Regions from separate parts of the Homo sapiens genome. Here regions 1 and 2 are each linked to region 3. Evidence: chromatin loops called from intact Hi-C (ENCODE). Cell type or tissue: endothelial cell of umbilical vein. All regions are shown on one strand. Links, peaks and the distances in the headings refer to the core of each region. The heading gives the core; the rest is flanking DNA.

Evidence for each region. Peaks named below come from ENCODE experiments on the same cell type or tissue, not always from the same donor. Only the 100,000 strongest peaks of a DNase experiment are listed, where the experiment ranks them.
Region 1: it touches region 3 in a loop (5-fold over the local background); 60 of 110 quality-filtered maps call a loop at or near these places.
Region 2: a loop joins it to region 3, with 8 times the contacts of the local background. A loop is called at or near these places in 50 of 110 quality-filtered maps.

The regions. Positions count from the first base shown.
Region 1 is chr10:112,182,002-112,187,272 of GRCh38, forward strand. GPAM (glycerol-3-phosphate acyltransferase, mitochondrial) reads right to left here and starts at 1,764. Exons shown (of 22, transcript NM_001244949.2): 1 at 1,692-1,764; 2 at 793-890. RefSeq lists a silencer at 1,682-1,911. In endothelial cell of umbilical vein, for the core only: no CTCF peak of the experiment used is centred there; a DNase peak (open chromatin) is centred at 1,790; H3K4me3 peaks cover 1,274 bases; H3K27ac peaks cover 371 bases.
Region 2 is chr10:112,313,076-112,318,346 of GRCh38, forward strand. It overlaps the pseudogene GUCY2GP. Among named protein-coding and RNA genes, the nearest start is that of MIR6715B, 16 kb to the left of the region's middle. RefSeq lists a silencer at 1,882-1,991. In endothelial cell of umbilical vein, for the core only: a CTCF peak has its summit at 1,978 (motif pointing left); DNase peaks (open chromatin) are centred at 896 and 1,966.
Region 3 is chr10:112,432,364-112,438,524 of GRCh38, forward strand. ZDHHC6 (zDHHC palmitoyltransferase 6) reads right to left here. Exons shown (of 11, transcript NM_022494.3): 6 at 5,973-6,026; 7 at 1,934-2,101; 8 at 877-918; 9 at 13-158. Among named protein-coding and RNA genes, the nearest start is that of ZDHHC6, 11 kb to the right of the region's middle. In endothelial cell of umbilical vein, for the core only: no CTCF peak of the experiment used is centred there; a DNase peak (open chromatin) is centred at 2,828.

The DNA.
Region 1 (5,271 bases), core at 72-4,071, 250 kb before region 3:
TGACTAGAAAAAAAAAAAATCAGCATTTGTATTCTAAGACTTCCTGAATATATAAGGATACAACATTGTATCCTTTGTATCCACACAAAATAGCTATGAATAGTATCCAAACAAAACATAGTATGCAAACAAAATAGTATCCAAACAAAATAGCTATGAATTGTATCCAAACAAAATAGCTATGAATAGTCATTTGCAAATGAAAATAAGAGCTTATTCTTATTTCATTTTTGTTAATTGAATAGTTCCTGGCAGAAGGAAGGCATGTTTATTTAATTAAGGCAATTAGGGCACCCCTTAAGTTCCCGTACTTAAATTAAGATCTTAATTTTCTTGTGATGTCCTAAAAGAACATTTTCACTTTTAATACAAAGGTAATACAAAGCTACAAAGCTCTGAAAGAAAAGCACACTATTTTGAAATATCTGATGTATAAGTTTTCATCCTTTTCGATAAGCTTTTTTCTACCCTAAGGAAAAAGATTCACTAAGAGTAAACTCCTAGAATAGATATTAATCCAAAATATAAAAACTTTCAAACATAATCTCTAGCCTCACATTATTTTTGCTTTTGGCTGTTTCTCACCTGGCCTAAAATTATTCCTTTAAAATCCTGAAAGGTCATGTCTAGATTAACAGTGTTCCTTTGGAAGGCATATTCCAATTTCTTTACAATCCCCACATGGGTTGGCTACAGTCACTGTTATTCTCGGCATAACCACCTATGTCCTTAAAAATTTAACATAAGTACAATCTAACATAACAGGCTAGGGGAGAGAATAAACCAATGCACCTGGGATGAAAGTTCTTCTGTTTCATAACATAAAACTTCAGGACTCAGCTATCAGTTTCGGGTGCAGAATGTCCATACAACAGGGGAGCCGCTGCTGCCTGAGAAAATGAAGTGAAGAGAGGATGAGGAGAGGACAAAGAGGCTCGTTTGTGCCAACAGGAGGTCCACGTTTTGCACTTCCTCCCTCCGCACAGTTCGCTCTAGGTCAAGGAGTAATAAAGAAGCAATATCCCAGAGGCACCAGCCAGCAGCATGCGCTGAGAGAAGCTGACTAGAGGATCTGAAAAGGACAGAGGCTGGAAGACCAGCTGTGAGGTTTAAATCTTCCACTGCTTACCATCTGTGTGATTTTTTATTACCATAAGTTGGTTAACTTCTATGCCTTAGTTTTCCCATCTGGAAAATGGGCAGAATGATAGCTCTTAACCTCCTGGATTGTTGAGAGGACGGAATAATATAAACAAAGGGTCTACCACAGTGTGTAACACACAGTGAGCGCTCAGTCCAATCAATGGTAACGCTGTCATTAATTATCTCCAGCATACCGGCTGCTCTCAGAGTACCCCTTACTGCCTCAATGTTCCCTAGGGACCCAGGCGGGCTGGCTGGCGGCGCCTCCGCGCGTGCAGATACTTAGGGGACTGAGTCCATAAGGACTCCTTCCAACCCAGGGGAACCCATGCCCCAGCGCAGTCTCCCCAGGAGAGATGAATCCTGATCCCCACCCCTGCACGAGCCCGACCGATTTCTCAGGGAGAAGACCGGAGCTCGGGTGTCAGGGAATAGGGGACACGACTGCCCCAGCAACTTGCAGGAGTCGCACCACCTCCATGCACTTGTCCCGGCGCTCCCGGCCCGAGTAGCCTCCCGCAGCCCACACCTGCCCTGGCAGTTCGCACCCTAGCAGCTCCAGCTTCGGCTGCTGCAGAAGCCCGCACTTCCAGTCCCGGCCAATGCCAGCTGCAGTGGCGCACCCTGATGACGCAACCGGCGCGTGGCATTGACGCGGGGCCGCCGGCTAGCCAGCGCCGGGGGCGGGGCCCGGCCTGCGAGCCTCAGGGAGCGTGAGCGGATCCGAGGGTGTAATGTGTGTACTCGAGTGTGCGTGCCTGTGTGTGGCTAAAGATAGTGTGTGAGCGCCTGGACAGATGGTTACCCTGCCTAGGCCATGCGTGTGTGAGTGTGTGTGGGTACCTCATTCTGCTTTGTGTAAATTCAGCTTATCCGGGAGCTTGTCCCTCTTCCAGGCTCTGTTGGGAATGTGCGCGTGGGCTATCAGGTTATGTGTGTGGTCTGACTTTTTATGAGATCTGTAAGACTATGTAGGATTTACTACGAATGGGAGAGGCAGGGATTGCAAATGGCCATGTTGTGTAATTTCTACCAAAGTGGCTGAGTGCCTTTTCCTTTAAGGAGGAAAATGAGATATGAAAAGAAGCAAATAAGGCTTGTAGTATAAAAAGCCTCAGTTAGGAGAAATAAGGGCTTTTTTCCCCCTTCGGACTATATGTTACACAGCATGGTGAATATAGTAAATAATAATGTATTATACAGTTCAAAATCGCTAAGAGTACATTTCAAAAGTTCTCACCATGAAAACTGAGAAGTATTTGAGGTGGATATGTCAATTAGCTTGATTCAGTTATTCCACATTGTATTCATAAGTCATAACATCGATTTGTACCCCCTAAATATATGCAACTATTTAGATAGTTTAAAATTTATAGCAATCCAGTCTAGCCAGCTAAGATGGAGCAACAGGACTGAATTTACTCTCCTGCCTAAAACAACTAAAAACAAAAACAAACAGGCATTTATAAGACAATGGCTTTTAAACGTTGTGCTGGACAGTGGTCCTTGAGGAGGGAAAACAAATGAGGTGAGCCCTATGATTGCCTTGATTTACTAACTAGAGGGAGCAGCCAAAAAGAGCTAGGCAGACTCCCTGAGTTGAAGAGATAGAACTGGGAGAGCAGGGAGGCCAAAGCAGCTGGAACTGTGAGTTGTATATCAGAAAGGAGAAAGCTACACAGAGAAAGAAGGAGCTGTGGAGATCTACAACAGATCTCACTCCAGTCTTCCGCTGATTAGAGCATGTGTGTGAGGAAGCTACCTAAGGGCAGGAAATAATCATGTATGAAGAAAAGAGAGAGCAATTACTAAAGTTTGCACAGGGTAGGAAATTAATTCTGCTCCCACAAGGCAGAGTAGAAAGATACCCAGTGATTATACAGGACCAGAAATAGTGCCTGATCCTGGCACCCCGACTGGAAAACCTCATAATTCACAACTCAAATGGTTTTGCTTCAGTAGTGGGGCAAAATTAGCTCTAATGTAAAAGCTACTCTGATTCTATCTTAGAAATCTTAAAAGCCAGCCACCAAAGGATTAAACCGTTTTTGAGAACAAAGTGTCCCAGAGCAAAGCACAAGAATATTTACAGGAAATTAAAAATAACCAACACCTAACAAGGTAAAATTTGCAACATCTGGAATCCAAACAGAATTATCAGGCATGCGAAAAGAAGCAGGAAATGAGAAAAAAAAATCAACCAATTGAAATCATCCCAGAAATGACAGAGATGATAAAATAAGAGAACAAGGACATTAAGAAAGTAATTATGACTGTATTCAATGTTTTCAACAAGTAGAAAAAATAAACTGAGCATGGGAAGTAGAGATGTGAAAAATCTTTAAAAAAAAAAAAGACACAAACCAAACATCTAGGAGATAATAAAACCACATCTAAGATTTTTAACACCCTAACACACACACACAGACACACACACACACACACACACACACACACACACACACACACACAGGATTAATAGGTTAGACATTACTAAAAAAGAAACAGTAAAAAACCTGACGGGAGGCTGAGGCAGGAGAATGGCGTGAACCCAGGAGGCAGAGCTTGCAGTGAGCCAAGATTGTGCCACTGCACTCCAGCTTGGGTGACAGAGCGAGACTCTGTCTCAAAAACAAAAACAAACAAACAAAAAAAAACTTGAAAGCATTGTGATAGAAACTATCCAAAATGAAACACTAAGGGAAGAAAAATACTGAAAGTAAAAGTAGAGTATCAGTGAGCCTAGTATACATGCAATTGTAGTCCCTGAAGAAAATGAGAAATATGAGGTGAGAATAGATTAGGGAGGACAGAAAAAAGCATTTGAAAGAATAATTGATGAAAACTTTCCAAATTTGACCAAAACTATAAACTTATAAACCCAAAAAGCTCAACAAACTCAGTAGAAACATGAAGAAAACCATACCAAGAAACATCACAATCAAAATGCCTAAAGCCACTGATAAAGAGAAAATCTTAAAAGCTATCAGAGAGAAAAAAAAAGACATTACTGTACAGAGGAACAAAGATAAGAATGACAGCAGATTTCACATCAGAAAAATGCAAACCAGAAGATGGTGGAGCAGCATCTGAAGTACTGAATGAAGAACCTATCAATCAAGAGTTCTTTTTATATTAATATATGGTATGTACATTTTATATATTTTTATATATATCAAAAAAATAAAATAAAAACATATTTTGACATCGAATTGCCAAAAGAATTCATCACCAGCAGGACCGTTCTATAAGCAATGTTAAAGAAAGTCTTTCAGGCAAAAAAAAAATGCTGTCAGATGGAATTCTGAATCTATGCAAAGGAATTAAGAGCTTAAGAAACCACAAATACGTAGGTAAATAATTTTTCTTATTTTTTAAACCCTTTTATTTTAATTTATTTTATTTTATTTTTGAGATGGAATCTCGCTCTGTCACCCAGGCTGGAGTGCAGTGGTGCAGTGGCGTGATCTCAGCTCACTGAAACCTCCTCCTCACAGGTTCAAGCAATTTTCATGCCTCAGCCTCCCGAGTAGCTGGGATTACAGGCACCCGCCACAACGCCCAGCTAATTTTTTTCTGTATGTTTAGTAGAGTTGGGGTTTCACCATATTGCCCAGGCCGGTCTCGATCTCCTGACCTCAAGTGATGCGCCTGCCTCGACCTCCCAAAGTGCTGGGATTATAAGAGTGAGCCACCATGTCAGCCATTAAAACTCTTTTAAAACATGATTGCTTAATGCACAAACAAAAACAATATTTTGTGGGGTTTATAACATGTACAAATAAAATGTATGATGACAACAGCACAAAGTCCAGGAAGGGAGAAGTATTCTGTTGTAAGATTCTTATCTTACGCACCAAGCAGTATAATATACTTGAAGGTAAACTGTAATAAGTTAAAAATGTATACTTTAACTCCTAAAGCAACTACTATGAAAGCAAAACTAAGAGTTATTGTTAACACATCAACAAAGAAGCTTAAGTCGAATTTTTAAGATGTTTAATGAATTCAAAAGAAGGCAGTAAATGATGGGGGAGAAAAGAAAGAATAGATAGAATAAAGAGAAAATACATGGCAAGATGATAGATTTAAGCTCATATAAGTAATCACCCTAATTAAAAGGCAGAT
Region 2 (5,271 bases), core at 72-4,071, 120 kb before region 3:
CTGAATTTCAGGCATTAGCCAGACAGTAAGAACACCTCTGTCCTGGTGACCCTGAAATTACGCAAAGTCAACTATTCGACAAGCCTCACCTGCTTCCGGGTTTCCTCTCCCCACCGTGGTAACGTCCTTTAGAAATACAAACTAAGTTTTAATATGAGCTCAAGCAAAACACAACTGAGAAGGTAATACTAAGAGGAAAATCCCAGAAGATATCCTCCTAAGCAGGGCAGGTTCTGATTTTGTTGGGTGTGTGTGATCTACTCTTAAAGGTTATCTATACCATCCTTTCTTTCACCCTTGAACAGAGGCATCATTTGTGGGGAACACTGGGAGATAAACATTGAAGACGTGTCACTGTGTCACTGAGATATGTGACCATATGACCACACTGTCCCCCAAATCTCGCTATCCCCAGGTCCACAGGCAGAGACAGGGCCCTGGGATTGTGGTCAGTGCTGGTGCACTTGTGGCTGCCCACCAGGCATGTATGAGCACAGGCACACGGTACTGTCCCTAGAGTCATGGGCTGACCCCTTCTAAAGAGTCAGAACACACAGAAAGCAGCCCTCATCACCACCACCACCCGGCAGTCATGAAGAGCCAAAACATTTCTGTTTTCCCCATCAAAAATGGTTTTCACTCCAGGTGACCGTGTCCTTCTATCTCCCACAGTAGCACCCGGCAGGGAATTGTTGCTGCCCCGCTTTTAGTCACAAGTCTGATAGTCTAAAAGTGGGAATCTTTCTTCACTCTTAATTGCTAAGGATCAGGACAACAGAGGTGAGACCCACACAAGATCCAAGGACAACCTTTGAAGGACAGTAAACAGGAGCCTCTCTGCCTCTGAAGGAAATGTATTTAGGAAAGACGGGAAGGAATTAGCCAGTGGAAGGTCAATGCCTCTTTTTAAAAAGTGTTTACTGTGAGATAAAATAATGGAAGGAAACAGAGGAAACTGGTGAGTTTTGACAAGCACATACATCTGTGACTAATCAAGACCTTTTCCAAGAAAACAAACAGAAATAAAATATTGAGTTTCTGCCGTGAAGTGACATAGACTGAAATGGAGCTTCCTCCTGGCTGATGTCTGGAATCAGTTCCATTCTCCATCATGCCCCGGAGACAGCCTGCAAGGAGCACACGTGATCGCACAGTCAGGATGAGGCATCTCACCTTATAAACATCATAAGTTGTGATGATGTGATCGAATAAACTGTACACGTCATTGAGGAGCTTGACGACTTGCAAAGGGGAGCTGAGAGAACACAGCTTTGTGAATCCAACAATATCAGATAAAAAGATTGTCACAGATTCGAAATGTTCTGGTTCCACGGACCTTCCGGCTAGTAGTTGTTCTCCAGTGAAGCTGAAACCAGAGAAACGGATCATTTTTGAATGGGATCTTATTCATCTCATCTCCTACAGACTCCTGCAAAGTTGTCCTCATTGGTCCTTTTGCTTCAATGGCTAAGCTTTTGGTTAACAAAATTCATTTTCTAGAGGAATTCTTTTAACATCCACTTCTCCAGTTGCATTCTCTCTAAAGAGATATTTTAATTGACGTGTATAAATTGTGGGGGAGTAGGAGAGAGGGTCACATAATGCCTTTACAAAAAGGATTTTCTTTATGTATATTGGTTATAGAGTTAGGGTGTAAAGACTCTGCAGTTGTGGAAGGGAATATAATCATTCACCAATCCACAAATCAATTTCATTTCAGTCAACCAATCTCATTAAAAATCCCTGCCCCCACTTCTTTGGTCTAGACATGCAAGAAGCGCACGGGAATTTTAACAGCAAATACTTCTGCCAAGTGTTGAGAGAGTGAACATATAGAAACAGAACCAAAAATGAAGCAATATTTGAATGTGAAGCCACAGGTACATATTAAACTGTGTGGAGGTTTTGGACCTACAATCAAATACAGGGGAGGTAGCAATTAGTCGGACTCGTGAAACGAGGGCGCCATCTAGTGGCTACTCTCCTGTTGCTGCATCCACCACCCTCCACGTAAAAGACCGACTACAGCCTCTATTTCTATGGATTCAGGAGAGTTTGCCTCTATCTCCCTTTACAGGTGTACCAAACTGCACAAAAAAAAATGCCTGACCCCTTTTAGAAGAACCTGACATTCTCTTAGAAAAATAATCATGGAAATAATCCCCCCTATGTGGGGCTGCTAGATGGTGATGCCGCAGCTTCAAGGCCCCAGTGCTTCCGAATACCTGGGCACTTTGGTGGACAGAAGCTTCTCCACCTTCCTCTTCTCTGCAGTCAGCTGGCTGGTCCTCTCTTGCACCACTTCCTCCAGGTAATTGGCATACACTTCCAGCTTGCTCATCACACTGGCCAGTATGCTCACATGACTTTAAAAGAAACCAGACATTGATGTTTTCTCCCAAGACCCTTAGGGCCTCAGTGGAACAGAGCTTCCAGCTACACATTCCAGGAAAATATTGCTTGCCTTTCAGGTGTCCTAGTTAAGGGTTGCCAACGGACATCGGGGAAGTGACAATGGCATTGCAGCCGCGTGACAGGACAGAGCCTGCCTTTCATCAGCCCTCTAAGCTGCCTCCTTCATTTCTCTGAGCCTCACTTTACTCATTTGGAAAATGAAGATAATCACGCGTACCTCATGTACATACGATCACGTTGTTGTTCTGAGGATGTAGGGAGATAACATGCATAAAGTGTCTAGGGTCACGTCCAGGGCCACAGGCACTCAACAAATGGTGGCCTTCAATGGCCCATTCCCCACCTCCCAACAGACATTGAGAATGCAGATTTCAGGATGGGTCATTCCTTTCTTTTCAGACGGTCTAATGTAAGGGCACTTCTAGATTCTATTAGTCCTTTGTTTTCGAAGCGTCTTCAGAGAACTCATTTAAATTCCTCATCTTCAGATGAGGAGACCTAGACTCACATAGGAAAATAGATTTGTCATAACATTGAGGTCCATATTTTCTAAGTAAAAAATATGGGGATGTATCTTAAGCTTACTTAAGAGGTATCTTTAGGTTAATTACCTTGATTTAATCATTCTACACAGTATACGTATTCCGAAACATCACATGGTATACCATAAATATAAACAATGTTTCACTTGTTAATTTTAATTTTAATTTTATTTTATTTTACATTTTTGAGATGGCGTCTTGCTCTGTCACCCAGGCTGGAGTACAGTGCTGCAATCTCAGCTCACAGCAACCTCCACCACCCAGGTTCAAGCGATTCTCCTGTCTCAGCCTCCTGAGTAGCTGGGGTTATAAGTGTGTGCCATCACGCCCAGCTAATTTTTGTATTTTTAGTAGAGATGGGGTTTCACCATGTTGGTCAGCCTGGTCTCAATCTCCTGATCTCAGGTGATCCACCTGCCACGGCGTCCCAAAGTGCTGGGATTATAGGCTTGAGCCACCACACCCAGCCTCATTTGTTAATTTTAAAAATCATTTAAAAATGATTTTTAAAATTTAAAAACTATTACGAGCTTGGAAATGCAGAACCCAGGGCTATTGTGTTAAGAATGCATAGCTGAGGCCAGATACGGTGGCTCTTGCCTGTAATCCCAGCACTTTGGGAGCCCAAGGCAGGCAGATCACCTGAGGTCAGGAGTCTGAGACCAGCCTGGCCAGCATAGCGAAACCCTGTCTCTACTAAAAATACAAAAATTAGCCAGGCATGGTGGCACACACCTGCAGTCCTAGCTGCTCAGGAGGCTGAAGCATGAGAATCACTTGAAGCCGGGAGGCAGAAATTGCAGTGAGCCAAGATCATGCCACTGCACTCCAGCCTGTGCAACAGAGCCAGACCCTGACTCCAAAAAATGTTTTGTTTTGTTTTTTTAAATAATGCATAGCTGAAGGTCCAAATTAAGAGTAGACACCTGATTCCTAGCCTGGGGCTCTTTCTACCAACTCAAGCTACCTCTAACATGGGCATGTCTTCCTAAATTCATGTACTAAAAGATGATACAATTATCTGGTGTAAAGGAAGCTACTATTGAGAAAGTTGTTGGAGAGGAATGCGTAATTTAAGTCATAACCTACTCTATGGGTGGTGAGTAATTTTTATCCCACAGTCCAGTCCAAATTGATTAGCCTAACCCTTGGAATGCTGATTTGAAAAAGACTCTGAAGCCATGTCAAAACTCCCTGGAAACAAGGGCCTTAATTGATTAGTGACACCTGAGATAGACAAAGAAGGCAGTAGAATTATTAATATCTGATCCATTTTTGTGGCATTTATGAAATAAAGGAAAAATTTCTCACTCCACTGTAACCAGCATGTAGTACAGTGTTTTGTGTATGGTAAGCACTGAGTGAGTGTATGAGGAAGGAAGAAAGGAAGGAAGGAAGGGAGGAAGGGAGGAATGGAGGAAGGGAGGAGGGAGGAAGGGAATGAGTCACATAGAACCAATCACGGCCATATAGATTTAATTTTGTTTTGTTTTGTTTTTTAGAAACAGGGTCTCGTTCTGTCACCCAGGCTGGAGTGCAGTGGCACAATCATAGCTCACTGCAGCCTTGACCTCCAGGGCTCAAGCAATTCTCAGCCCCCCTAAGAAACTCAAACTACAGGCTCACACCACCACGCCTGGCTAATTTTTTATTTTATTTTATTTTTTATAGATACAGAAACTCACCATGTTGCCCAGGCTGGTCTTGAACTCCCGGCCTCAAGGGATCCTCCTGCCTTAGCCTCCTAAATCACTGGGATTACATGCATGAGCCACCATGCCCAGCAGCTCTAAAATCCTAATGGTTAACTGAGTGAGAGCAAATATCTGTTGCACATCTAACTCACCCTCTGGGACTGGCCTCTCGTAAAGTTTTCTTGATGGAAGAGAAACTGGGTCTTTTCTCCAGAGATTCATCCCAACACACCCTCACCATGGCCACGATCTTTTCATTGCCCTTCTCCTCGGGCAGGGAAGGTTGCAGTGGGACTGCTGCTGCAGGGTCTTTGATTTGGTTGATGATTTCTGAAATTCATGTTGGGTTTAGACAGCCAAACATCAGAACTTTGTGCCACTTACTACACTTCATTTTCAATAGTAATTGTGCTCTTATATTTGTAAACTGAGTTTTTAAATAAATAGAACAGATTAGAATTCCAAAGTAATCTGGATATTTTAATAGGAATACTCTGAGAATCTGCCTGGAAAATGAACAATTCTAATGAAAAACATATAAACAAACATCCTCCTAATTAATTTGTTTTCAAATCAAGATTTTTTAAAATAGAACTTTGCTTGAGGAGAAGCATATCTCT
Region 3 (6,161 bases), core at 1,317-5,316:
CCTATTACTTACCGTAAACCTCTTGTGGCTAAAATGAATTCCCCTTTTTGCAGCTGTATTCGAGGCTCTTCGGTGCAGGGACTTGTGAAGAAGGTTTTGATTCCTTTATTCAGAGGGCAGCAGGCACCACTATAATCTTCTATTACTTTATAGCGAACCTGTCGTCAGTGATCAGAAGAAACCTTTAAATATTCACCCATGATATCTGAGTTTTAAGTCTGAATTTCAAATTTTAAAGCAAGATCCAAAATATCCAGTGACAAGCCTTCTAGTTCCCCTTCTAGGGGAACCTCCCAGTTCCCCATCCACCTAGTTCCCTGGGAGGCAACTAATGTTTCTAGTTCTCAAGGCTTTTCTTACTCCTCTTTTCAAGCCCATAGCTAAGAATTAGAGTTAGAGCAGGGCTAAGAACATTCTGCCATGATGGAAATGTTCTGTATGTGTAGTATCCAATGCAGCAGCACTTGACACATGTAGCTACTGAGTGAGCACTTACAATGTAGTGAATGCAAACAAGAAACTGAATTTTTAAATTGATTTAATTTTAACAAATTTAAATAAAACAGCCACATGTGGCTGGTGGCCATCATATCCAACAACATAGTTGTAAGGATAGGTTTCACATTAAGGAGCTGTATTGAGGATAATTATTTTCCTATGTTGGCAATATAAATGGACTAAATTCCTCCCAACCTCTAGTCCCAATTATTTAAATAAAAACAAAAGTTAACTGCATCAAATTTCAACAAATGTATTAAGGAATACTATTTAATAAAGGCCAACAATTGGTTTCTAGTCAGTCAATTAAAAAAACTGTATGGAAGTACAGAGCCTAACAAAAGAAAAAAAAATTACCACTGCAAAAGAAGTACTTACACTTCTGACTCTCTTATCTGCTTTTTGTTTCAACTGTTCTATCTGTTTGGAAGAAATAAAAAGAAAAAAATGAAGTCTCTTGTCTCAATGTTGAAAAATCGCCTTTCCTCATCAACTGTCAGAGTGATATGGCAAAACCCCAATTTTCCAGCATTTCAAGTTGCTGATAATTTAAAGGCCACAGGTTGTTTTAGCATGGAAAAAAAGGCCCTATGCTAAGAACCAGAGGCTGAGAGTGAGGTTTTCTTCTCGCTATTCACTCTCTAATGTCCTCATCTGTGTATATTCCTAGAGTGCTTACTGTGGCCCAGGGATCAGGGAGTATATTCTCCGCCCTCATGAAGCTTCTCAGGTGAAAACACTGAGATTCACTGATTCTGTAGAGACATGGCAGACAAACTACAAATGAATAATGAAGAACATTTAATAATGAAGTTGAATGAATAAAAGTCATCATAACTTAATTTGACATAGCTACTATTAAATAGCACTATATTAGATATAATAGGAGAAATAAAGATAACTCATGATCTCTGTCCTAGAATCTTATGAAGTTACAGATATAAGATAGCAGAATTAAATAAAAATATGAGACTTCATGAGCTACCATAGAGTAGTATGTGATTAAATGTCACATTCAGATGAGTCTATGGGGGTAGGTTAGACTTTATGGAAGAGGTAAGACTGGAACGAGTCTTAATAATTTTAGATAGAGTGGAGGTCATATAAGATGGAAAAAATTGTGGGCAAAGTTGGGTGACAGGAATGTATAAGGAATTCATATGCTACTGTAAGTTGGAAGGTAATTTTTGGCCAGATTTCATAAAACTATGTTAAGGGATCAGGACTTTATCTCACAGGTATAGAGAATTAAGGAGATATTGAAATAAAGGGAGATACATGATACAAGGAGTGCTTTAGAATTATTAGATTCATTTTGACATAGTGAAAACATTCATATTACTTATTTTACTACAAAATGTCACTTGAGTTGAGGGGGAGTTAAGGGAAAGAAGGCGAGGCAAAAAGGAAGGGCTATTTGAACAAAAATACTCACTGTTAAGCTGTATTGGTGACAGCCTTCTCTTACTGGCCACTCAAGTCCATCTCCTTCAGGGACCCCTGACCACGTAAATACCTGTTTAAAGTTCCTCCATCTACTTCCCATATCATATGGAAAAACAAAGACTTCATCTAGTTGATAATACTGAATTCGATCTTTAGCCTGTGGGTAACAAAGATATAAGATGGCAGGTGCCTCTGTCTAAGTGGCCTGCAGTAATATGTTATTGAGAACACTTATTTCTCAAGTTTCTAACATTCATAAAAATACTTCCTCCTTGCTGTAATATTAGTGTACATGGAAGCAATAGACAACTTCATCACAATATAGGAAGAACTTGATATAGAACACCAGCCTTGTATGTGATTACCTAGGAAATATCTGACAGGGTTTCTTTAGGAATAAGCACTCATAAAGGCTTATTAAAAGTTAGCTAACTTTATCTCATACATAAAAAGTCCTCAATGCTCCTAGTTGTTCAGCAATACAAAACAATTCAGGTATATAGAAGGGATGCAGATAAACAGATTCAGGAGAAAGGTAAAGGTTTATTCAGGATGGAACCGTTTTATTCAAGATAGAACTGTTTTGTGGGGTGCACCAGAATGTAACAGTTGTATCAGAGGGTAACAGTTATATCCTGGGTGGCAGTGATGCCCATGGGAATGACCAGGAAAGGTGTAACAGGAGAGCTGTTTTATGAAAAACATTTTTTAAAGCTAGCAGATATATACAGGAGATCTTCTTTCTTTTTTTATACTATCACACATGTACACATAACTCATTTATATATGCATTTATATGTACATGTTATGCATGTACATAACTATTCAGCTTGCATATATTCCAGGCATTTAAACTGTTAGCTTTAACTTGAGGAAATAAATTGGCTTTGGATTTCTTAAGTTCCACTGACACCTAGTGGTACAAAGATACATTATTTATTTTAACAATAAGTATACAAATCCCTTCAAATTTGTTGTATATAGTGTCTGGTAATTTCTATACATTTCCTATAAATTTAATATGGTCATTTGTTTGAATTTTTTACTCAGCAATAAAGTGCCCGTTCTGAAATAATTTCTAGTCTATGGCCATACCATTCAGCATACTCAATCTCATCTGAGGTAATTTCTAAATGTAGCATGGCGGTTTATAAGCAGCCTTGGTCATCCACAAAAACAAACAAAAAAATGTTAATCTAATGTCAATATATTTATTATGCTTATTAGAAATGATACTTTGAAATATTTGATTATCAGGGGACAATGTTTTATGGAAAATGTTGCAATTATTTGTTGAGTGATATTAAAGTTAACTATTTACTAAAATAATTATTAAGCTATAATGCATATGAATCTATTAAGTTATATAAATCCATCCTCCCCAGAAAGTAAAGAATAATTTCATTTTCTTTTTTATAAACACAGCTTCAGAGTCTTCAAAATGGACTGAATTTCAAAGAAAAGAGTTCTAGGCTATTTACAAAGAAAAACTGGTAAATATAAGAGAATTTATAAAATGACTAAGACATGTCTTTGCCTAACAGAAACACTCAATGAAGTTAGGATTCTATCAATATTGTGTGTTAAAAGGTGATGAAGGGGTGTGGTAGATGCTATGGGAAAAGGGAACAAAGGAAACAAAAAGTACTTAGCCAAGTCTAGGGAGTATCCAGGAAGGGTCCTTGGGAGAAACAATACCTTAACTAAGTCTTGAGAAGCAAGAAATCAGGCAAAAAGAGAGGGAAGAGCATTCTAGGCAGAGGGAACAACATGTGCAAGGATACAGAAGCATAAGATGTACAAACTATGAGTAATTTAGTATCAAGTGTGAGACAGGGTAGAGAAGGGTAGGAAATTAGGCTGGAGAAGTAGATAAAAAGAAGTCCGCCAGGTGCAGTGGCTCACGCCTGTAATCCCAGCACTTTGGGAGGCCAAGGCGGGTGGATTACTTGAGGTGAGGAGTTTGAGACCAGCCTGGCCAACATGGTGAAAGCCTGTCTCTACTAAAAATACAAAACTTAGCTGGGCATGGTGGCATACACCTTGTAATCCCAGCTACTTGGGAGGCTAAGGCAGGAGAATCACTTGAACCCAGGAAGTGGAGGTTGCAGCGAGCCAAGATTGTGCCACTGCACTCCAGCCTGGGCAACAGAGCGAGACTCCGTCGCCAGAAAACAAAAAAAGAAGTCATAAAAGGTCTTACTTATGTAGAAGCTAAGAAGCTCAGACTTCAACCTGTACATCAGTGGTTCTCAAAGCATGCTTTATAGATCACTTTGAGTATTCAGGACTTTTTCTTGCTGGTCAGCAAGGCCAAGCTATTTTCATAATAATACTGAAATGTTATTTGTCTTTTTGTTGCATTGACATTTGCAATGGTGAATAAAACTGTTGGCATCTTAGCAAAAACCAAGGCAGTGGCACCAAACTGTGTTGGTAGTCATTATGAGCAATTCCATGTAAGAATGTCCTTGATGAAGCAGTAAAAATTGTTTTTAAATATTAAATCTCAACTCTCAAGGAGATGTCCTTTATTTTTAACAGTCTGTGTGACAAAATGAGAAGTATACATAAAGCGTGCCCAAGTAGAATGATCATCTCAAGGAAAATAGTTGTTAAGCTGTAAGCTAACAAAAGCTGTAGAGCCAGCTTTTTTAATGTAACACTATTCTTATTTGAAAGAATGAGTAATATAGCAAACTAAGGTTATTCAGACTTCAGGACTTGGTGAACATTTTCTCAAAAACGAACAGTCAGGCAGTCACTTCAAGGGAAATGACTGACAGTATGGGTTAATAGTAAAAAATTAAGGCTTTCAAATGTATACTAGAATTACAAAAAAAAAAACCTTGTATCTACCACTGTGAGCCTGACAGCTTTCCAATACTTAAGGATTTTTTCTCATAAAAATGATATATTGATATACGTGAATGCAATTTTGGGATATTGTATAATGAAAGGTGTTTAACGTTTGCAAAATCTACATAACACAGTAAACTAGTATTTGCCAAATGACCGATGCCTGATGTTACATAAAACCACATACTGGTAAAAGATTAATTCAAAGAGCAAGATAGACTGATGAGTTTTAAAATAAAAAGGTATAAAAATCTTATTGATAAGAAATATCACTTGTCAAGTTTTCAATGTAATACGGAAGAACATCCACTATTATCATGTAAAAGGCCTATTAAAATATTCTATCCTTTTCTACCTACTTATCTGTGTGAGGCTAGATCTTCACATACTTCAATCGAAGCAACATATCTCAACAGACTGAATGCAGAAGTGAGAATCCAACCATCTTCTCTTAAGTCAAAGATACTAAAGAGATTTGTAAAGATATAAAACGATGCTATTCTTCTCCCTATTTTGTAATTTGGAAATTGTGAATATTCCCCTGTGGCAACAATCAGCTTGGTCTGCCAGGCAATTCTTTGGTATACAGGCTTGCTCCCCTTCATGGACGTTATCTGCCCAGACCCTGCAGGTATTTGGGTTTCAACCCCTGCCACAGGAATGGTGAGGCTCTGAGAAGTTTTAAACACAGAGCAGGGTAGTCAGATTTGTGTTTCATGCTAGAATCACAATGGACAGTATGAAGTATTGGACATTGTGAGGTCTGTGACAAGCAAAATGTTAGGAGCTTCATTGAATGTCTAAAACACTGAGAAAAACCTGATGGCAGTTTGGTAGGGTGGAAGCTCCTTTCCAAATGGGCTGCTTTCTCCTCTAGTCTAAGAGACAACAAACAGATGGTTTGACGTGTGGCTTAGGCCTCTGCGACCACTCAGGGTGTATGAGAAGCACCTTTCTGTGGGAGTTACAGAATGAACAAAAATGTTTCCTATATTCACCTTTTATGTGGCATGCAAATGACTTACGGTAGCCATTTGGCAGCCATGTTTTCACTTTTAGGCACTTTTCGTTAATCCGGTCTAATAACAGACTTTATTAATATTCAGGACTTTACCAGTCCTTTATTAATATACTTTTTTAATATTGAAGAAACAATTATTAAAATTTACCTTCTCTTCAATCCATGACTCAATAGAAGTTTTGTTTCTGAGAATTATTTTCATCTGGAAATTAAATGATAGTAAAATTTAATAATGCGACCTTGGTTCCTTTAAGATTATCATATTCATAATTCTCTGAGATAGCTTTTATTACTCCATTCCATAGACAAAGATACCAAGGATAACAGAGGTTAAGTA